Regions from separate parts of the Homo sapiens genome. Here all the other regions are linked to region 3. A link is an interaction called in ENCODE POLR2A ChIA-PET data of the cell type or tissue named here. Cell type or tissue: HepG2. All regions are shown on one strand.

The links. Peaks named below come from ENCODE experiments on the same cell type or tissue, not always from the same donor. Only the 100,000 strongest peaks of a DNase experiment are listed, where the experiment ranks them.
Region 1: POLR2A ChIA-PET joins it to region 3 with 7 read pairs; 1 of 35 experiments calls an interaction of 5 or more read pairs at or near these places.
Region 2: POLR2A ChIA-PET joins it to region 3 with 5 read pairs; 1 of 35 experiments calls an interaction of 5 or more read pairs at or near these places.

What each region holds. Positions count from the first base shown.
Region 1 is chr6:41,767,411-41,769,910 of GRCh38, forward strand. No RefSeq gene overlaps it. Among named protein-coding and RNA genes, the nearest start is that of FRS3, 11 kb to the right of the region's middle. RefSeq lists an enhancer at 13-865. In HepG2, no CTCF peak of the experiment used is centred here; a DNase peak (open chromatin) is centred at 1,461.
Region 2 is chr6:42,116,408-42,118,907 of GRCh38, forward strand. All of the region lies in intron 2 of C6orf132 (chromosome 6 open reading frame 132), which reads right to left. Among named protein-coding and RNA genes, the nearest start is that of C6orf132, 25 kb to the right of the region's middle. In HepG2, no CTCF peak of the experiment used is centred here; DNase peaks (open chromatin) are centred at 1,084, 1,788 and 2,404.
Region 3 is chr6:41,518,845-41,521,344 of GRCh38, forward strand. LINC01276 (long intergenic non-protein coding RNA 1276) reads left to right here. Exons shown (of 3, transcript NR_120347.1): 3 at 532-1,008. Among named protein-coding and RNA genes, the nearest start is that of LINC01276, 18 kb to the left of the region's middle. In HepG2, no CTCF peak of the experiment used is centred here; DNase peaks (open chromatin) are centred at 647 and 1,107.

The sequences.
Region 1 (2,500 bases), 250 kb after region 3:
AAATATTCGACAAGGCCCTGTGGAAAGCTGACTGTGTTTATACCCTTGTAAAGTGCTATTATTACCCGGGGGGACCTTGGGAAGGGCCCCTCCTGGTCTGACCTGAAATGTCACTCCCAGACAGGATGCTGGATCCTGTCCTTTCCTGAGGGCAGCCCAGGGGTGGGTAGGGCCTGTTTCTAAAGAAGAGAACCCAGCACTCGGCAAACATGCACTGATGCTGGTGATGATCTTTGGATGATGATGGTGATGGAAACTGATTCCATCTGTGCACCACAGCCTGACGGCAGGGCGGGCTCAAACACAGGGGCGGCAGTTACCCTCCTGGGCATCGCTCCCACCCACCCCTTCCCGCCAGGAAAGCTGTCCACTCACACCCTGTCCTTCCCTCGAGAGGAAAATTCCTGTAGTAGACCTCATGGGCCAGAGGCAGTGACCAGGGGAGGGGACAGGAAAGGTTGGGGGCCACACTGAGCTGGAAGTCGACTCCTTCGACACCCCCAAGCCCCACAAAATGATCATCGAAGCAATTATGACTTGCTCTAGGGAGACCCCAGGGGTCAGGCCAGGATCTGGCGACCCAGAGAATGAGAATAACTGCCCCTTCTTGATTTGTTCAGCAAAGCGACAGCCTAGGGGGACTTAAGAGTTGTGACTTCTAAGGGAACAGCTGAGTTGTTAACACAGCTTGCAGGAGCCTTGTCTACTTCCAAAGTGGGGCCATGTTCATCGTTTCATTGGCTACTTCTCATACCAGCTCCATGTCTTCCAGGTACAAAAGCCGAGCCCAATTGGGTAACCAAATGCTTAAGGTAGCAGAGATAATGACCCAGTCAGGACAGGTCTCTTAAGCCAGCCTCTGGCTACCCCATCATAGTATCTGTCCATCGATAAGGCGGAGCCTGCACTGACCCATGAGTCACAAACACGGCCAGGACCCCTAAGCCTGGTCCCGGCATAGCCATACCTGCCCCCACATATCCACCCTCCTGTTTGGAGACACCCACCACCCCAACTGTGGAGGTCATGAGTAGTAGCAGGGGTAGTGTATGTGGACATCCAAACAGAATTGAGCTGCTTGGTAAGGCTGCAGAGAGAAGACAGCATTTCCCTACTACAGTGTGGAAAACTGCAATGAATCCAGCCTGCAGCAGGTGACCCCTCTGGTCCAGAGATCAAAAGGATATAAGGGGGAGAAGGGTTTGGTGCCAGCTCTGGGGTTGTGGCAGCTGCCCTCTTGAGCTCTGCTGGGCCCCACTCGAAGGGCCTTTTCACATCCTGTTGTGGCCAGTCGTCACTGCCCATTTCACTGACAGAAAGTGACACCTGAGGTCGGGGGGTCTGAAAGCTTCCAGTCCAACCCCCACTCAGAGGAGGTAGGATCCAGGAAATGAGGCCCAGGCAGCAGTGTCCTGGACAGTAGGAGGGGGAGGGAACTGGGTGGGGTGTCTCGCCTGGGCTTGTTTCCTTGGTGACGAAGAGGACAGGTCTGCTTGCTCCACAGGACAGGGAGCTGGAGCACAAACAGTGACAAGGCTTTTCCCCAAGTTGGACAAACACAACTCTCATTCTTCACCTGGGCCCTGAGTGGCTTATCACAAAAGCAGCATTTCCTTTAGATGAACCGCACTGGGGTTTCAGACAGAAATGGAGTCTTGGAGGAAAGGAAGCCAGCAAGAGGAGGAGGAGGAGGAGAGAGGCAGCCTCATGACAGAGAAAGGAGCTCCTGGAACAGATCAGCACTAGGTTGTGTGTGCAGCACAGCCCCGCTGGACCCTGTGCTTCCAGGCAGGTGCTCCAATGTGGCGGCTCTGTTAGCGCCCAGCCTTGTGGCAGGGTAGAGGCATCCTAACAGTCCATTCCTGAAGGGACGTTCTCTAGGAAAGACACTTAGCAAGCCAGATTATCTAGTTACACATTACACTGTATTTTTTCATTTTGCTATAATCCTAGGATTTTAGTAAAGTCCTGTTTAAAGGTTTGGTCTTGACTCAGCCATGCTGGGGGCAGCTAAGGAGGATCCAGGATCCATCTCTGGGCCAAGGTGGTAAAGGACAGCAGTGCCCTTTGGGGCCTGCCTATTGGCAGGGGCGTCAGTGAGGGCTCCCCAAGAAGGCGAAGGTGTCTCTTCTGTAGCTGTGCCCGCTCCGCTGCACTCCTCACCTGTTACCAGCCTCAGAGGGCTGGGCTCTACCTCATTAGGGCAGTCCTCACAGGCTCCCCTTTTGGCTTCTAGGACTCCAGCCATCCCACCCCTTTCCTTCAACAGAGCATCCATCCCTGGCAACTGTAGGTTCATGACCAGGGCTTCTTGGAGGAGAAAAATAAATGACTGGCCGGGCGCGGTGGCTCACGCCTGTAATCCCAGCACTTTGGGAGGCTGAGGTGGGTGGATCACCTGAGGTCAGGAGTTTGAGACCAGGCTGGCCAACATGGAGAAGCCCCATCTCTACTAAAAATACAAAAATTAGCTGGGCACGGTGGCAGGCACCTGTAACTC
Region 2 (2,500 bases), 600 kb after region 3:
CAGCTGGTCATCCAGTTCTGCCCATCACTTCCTGAATCCTTCCTTCCTGCTGCCCCTCCACCTCAGCCCTTCCTCAGTCCTCACCATCCCTCACCCAGATGAACAGACTCCCTTTGATGCCAGATACTTTCCCAGTCTCCGCCTCACTCCATTCTCCAAAGCTGCCACGGGGATATTCTTTCCCAAAAGTATCTCAGAGCAGCTTACTTTCTGGCTCAGAATCCTTCCATTGGTCCAGAGGAAGAAATTCAAACACCTTCACATGGCCTGTGAGAACTTTCATAAGTTGGACCTCTGCAGCTCCTACCATCTTCTCCCCACCTACTCCACAAACCCTGGGCTCCCACTGGTGGTTCTTGTCTTTTTCCTATCCCACTGTAGCTGGGGGAACCTGACCGACTCATGAACAAGTGTGCTCCCTGCAGCAGGGGTCCTCAGTGGGGCACAAAAACCACCTGTTGGAGGAATTGTGCAGAGGTTTCAGAGGTCCCAGGGGCAGATGGGTAGCTTGAAAAGCCCTCTAGATGATCCAGCTACATCTGCCTCTCCCAACCCCCGAAAGTCACTGCTCCCACTTGCGATCCATTTCCACACCTCAAGCTTCCGCAGCCTTGTTCTTGTTCTTACTCTGCCTAGGATTCTCTTCTTTTCCTGGCAAACTCCTAGGTATCCTTTAAGCCCCAGATTAAATGCCCTTCCTCTGTGAAGTCCTTCTTGGCAACCCCAGCCAGAGTTAATTCTCCTCCCTGTGTGATCCTCAGGCTCTGTGTGCATTATTATTGCAGCTGACATTTATTAGGCATCTACTAGGTGCAAGGCACTGTTCTGAGTACTTCACATATAGCAACCCAGTCTTACTGTTAGTTTTCACAGTAACCCTAAGAGACAAGTTATTATTTTTATTTTATAGATGAGAAAACTGAAGCACAGAGGGCTAAGTACATTGCCCAAGGTCACACAGCTAGTAAGTGCCAGGGCCAATATTGGGACCTGACAGCCTGCTTCCTTTGCCAGTACAGTGTTTGCTCTCATACTTTCCCTCTAACACAACTCTATGTCTATAGACATAGAGTTGATGACTGTAGTCCCTGCTGCCCAGCCCAGTCTACTTGAGGGCTCGGTGATGGCTGCTTCTTTGTATGTGCCTGACACAGACCGGGCAGTTAAACAAATGTTTGTTGAATGAATATGTTCCTGGATGAGTGAGAGTGGCAGAAAGAATATGGGACAAGTGCCGGGCATGGTGGCTCACGCCTGTAATCCCAGCACTTTGGGAGCCCAAGGTAGGTGGATCATCTGAGGTCAAGAGTTCGAGACCAGCCTGACCAACATGGTGAAACCCCATCTCTACTAACAATACAAAAAAATTAGCCAGGTGTAGTGGTGGGCACCTGTAATCCCAGCTACTTGGGAGGCTGAGGCAGGAGAATCACTTGAACCCAGGAGGTGGAGATTGCAGTGAGCCAAGATTGTGCCACTGCACTCCAGCCTGAGTGACAGAGCAAAACCCTGTCACAAAAAAAAAAAAAAAAAAAAAAAAAAAGAATATGGGACAAAGAGGCAGAAAACCTGTGTTATGGCTCTAGCTCTGCTACCAATTAACTTGGAGCAAAGTAACTTCTCACTCTGGTCTCAGTTTTCTGCCCCTTCTGTAAATACTCTCCAAGGATCACTTTGACTACAGCGTTCTGTCAGTCCATAAAGTGTCCCTTCTGTGAGTCAGCTCACCTGCGTCGTGTGGGCAGTGACCTGGACACTCAGGGTCACCCCTCGATGACAGGGTGTTGGGACAGACAACTGTATTGCCTCGAGGTTGTCCTCTGACTCCAGAGATGCCAAAGGGGCAGCAGGGTAGAGGCAGGAGTAGGTGGGAGGGAGAGTTCTCAAAGTTCTTTTCCAGGAGCCCCAGACCAGGCAGGCAGGGCTGGGCTTGAGGTCACTGTTGGCCTCAGACACAGGGCTCTGACTGCTGCAGTCAGCTGGGGAGCCTGCTGTGTCCCAACCTTACACTGCTCCACCCTTGGCATCAGGAAAATGACAGACTTAGGAGCCCAGGGTGCTGCCAGCAGGGGTTGCCATGTGCCTCAAACATTCTCAGGGGAGTGGAGTGCATGGCCCTCCGAGTGTGGCAGCCCACATCGAAAGGGGCAGACCAACCTGTGTACAGTGAAGCAAAGAACATGCAAAAGAGCATCTGAGCGTGCTCCTGGTGGGCCTGGCTGCAGCACCTCCCTCTTTGGGCCAGCCTGGGCAGCCGGCCACAGCCACTCCCTGCACTGTGGCTGCCTGGGGCAGAGTCCAGCCCTGGCTCTACCAGCTTGGGAACTCCACGAAACTGGGCCTCAGCACTTCCTCGTCCTCACACCCAGACAACACCCAGAAGCTAAGACCATCGGTCACTTCACTTACTTCACAGAGGTGTACAAGCCAGCAACTCAGTTCAGTTGAAGCAGCCCTTTAATTTTTTTTTTTTTTTTTTTTTTTTAGAGATAGGATCTCA
Region 3 (2,500 bases):
CCTCAGTTTTCTCATCAGAGGTGCTCCTGTGACCTATGTTGCAGCTTTGGGAGGTGGATTAAATGAGATAATGGATGCAAATCATCCAGCTCAGTCCCCACAGTTGGTAGAGGTTAGTTTTCTATTACTATATTTTGTTGAACCTAAGACTGTAAGATGCACCATTATTTTACGATCCACTAAGAAAAAAATACCACTGTCAATGAATTGTGAGACGCCTTGAAATGGAAGAGATACTGTATTATTGGAAGGACAAGTGGGGAGTGGGTGGGAAATGGGAATGTCAATCTTTTTCCACTTGGGATGCATCCTGGAATCCAATGCCCAGCCTGCATCCCAGTTAAACCAAAACCTCTGGAGTACAGCCAGTAATCTTTCTGTGACTTGGTTTCCCCATATGCAAAATTGGGATAATTATAGAATCTACTGGGGCCATTAAATGAGTTGATTCATGTAAGCGATTTAGAACAGTACCAGGCCCACAGAAATGCTAAAGTAATTGTTAACAACTATTCCTCTCTCCACCCCCAGGTCCTGGCACAGGCTAGGTGCCTTCTGACTGTTGGTTGATGCAGGAATAGACATGATCATGTGACTGCTGCCCTCCCTCCAACCCCCATCCAGCAGGGAGAGGCCCACTCTGGCCTCTGGAAGCCGGAGAAGAGGCTCACCTGCCCAAAGGCCTTCTGTCCAAAGTTCAAGGGAGCCCCACCCCTCCCAGATGCTCAGCTCACCCCACCCCCAACAGGCAGGGCTACAGTGTGGTGGGCACTGCCACACCCGGACCTGCCACAACCTCTTGGAGTCAGTGACAAGAACCAAACGCACCCCAGCCTCCACCCCTCCCCTTTCCTGCTTTTATTATTTTCTTTTCCATAAAGATTAGTCTGTGTTGCTCCTCTATCAAGGCCTGGAGGATAAACATGTGGTCCGGAGGCAGAGAAACCCCAGGCCTGAAGGCCCCACTGCCCCCACCCCAGCAGCATAAACCCAGGGCTTTTAAGCAAGGAATGGTTTTCAGTAAATCTCTCCTATCAGCAGAAACCTTTGAAAGAGTTTGTTTAAAGGCCAGGGAGATAAACAGCAAGGAGAAGTGTTTGTTTAAGATGTATGTTCTGTGTGGCCACTCTGGGGCCCGGATTTACATCTCTGGGGAGAGGAACCACTCGGAGGCCAGGGTGGGGGCCTTCCAGGGGCACCTTGGGCTCCCGGTGTGGACTTCAGCCCAGGCAGGGACCCATGAGCTCAGGGGAGGGAAGTTAGCTGGACTGCACTCACAGGCCTCTCCAGGCTTGGGGCAAGAAAGCAGGGGCTGAAAGGAGCTGCAGGAAGGGAAGAAGCCCTGTAAAGGAGGGGAGGGGTGCCTGGAAGGACCTGCTGGTTGGAATGCAGGCAGAAATCCCCTAGGAAGCCACCAAACACACACACACACACACACACACACACACACAAAGCTCAGAACAGGCTCAGGCTCAAGGCCCACCCCAAACAGCCTCATACTCAGCAGCCCAATACACAGCTGGGTATGGCCAGCTCTGTGACCTTGGACAAGCCACCTAACCCAGAACTAGAGCCCTAGTTCCTCTCTGCTGTGAAAACAACACACCTGCCTCAAAGGGTTTTGAGTTTTCCTCCTGTCATTTGACAGATATCGCTTGTACACCTACCGTATGTCAGGCACTGTTCTAGGTGCTTGGGATGCAACAGTAAACAAAATACAGCCTCTGTCCTTTTGGAACTTAAAGAGGAGGAAGATAGGCAATGAGCACAATAATCAGTAAATTAAATACTCTTCGGAAGGTGACATGAGCTATAGAAAGAAATAAAGCGGGTACAAAGACCTGGGAAAGGATGGTTAGGTTGGACCTCCCAGAGAAGGTGGTCCTTCAAGGAGATGCAGGTATCTGAGGGGAGAGAAGCTCAGGCAGAACCCTCAGCCAGGGCAAAAGCCTGGAGGATTGAATAAAATACCTTAGGGTAGGTGCTGAAGCATAGTCCTGTGGTCAGTAAATAACGTCCAATGTTGTCATTATACTGAAGCAGTTACTGAGGCCTGGGATGGGCAGGGAAGCCTTCAGGGAGGATGCAGGACTTAAGCTGGGTTTTCCCTGGAATTCCTTCTCCCTGCCAAGTGGAGAGAAAGGCCCTGCAGAAAAGCATCATGGAGGTAGAGAGACAGGAGAATGATGGCAGAGCTCATTCCCCAAACCCAGTGGTGGCCAAGGGGTGTAGGGACCAACGCAGCTGGATTCTCAAGGAAAGTCTTTGGCCTGGGTCAGGAGTCTGGGCTCCCAGTTCTGGCTCTGCCCCTTGCTGGCAGGTGATTTGGGGCAAGTGATTTGAAGCTTCTTGCGTCCTTCTTTTCTCTACGGTAAAATGGGAATAATATATCCTCCCTTCATTGAATTGGTTGAGAGGATGAAAAGAGATATGGGGCCAGGCGCAGTGGTGCACACCTGTAATCCCAGCACTTTGGGAGGCCGAGGCGGGCGGGTTGCCT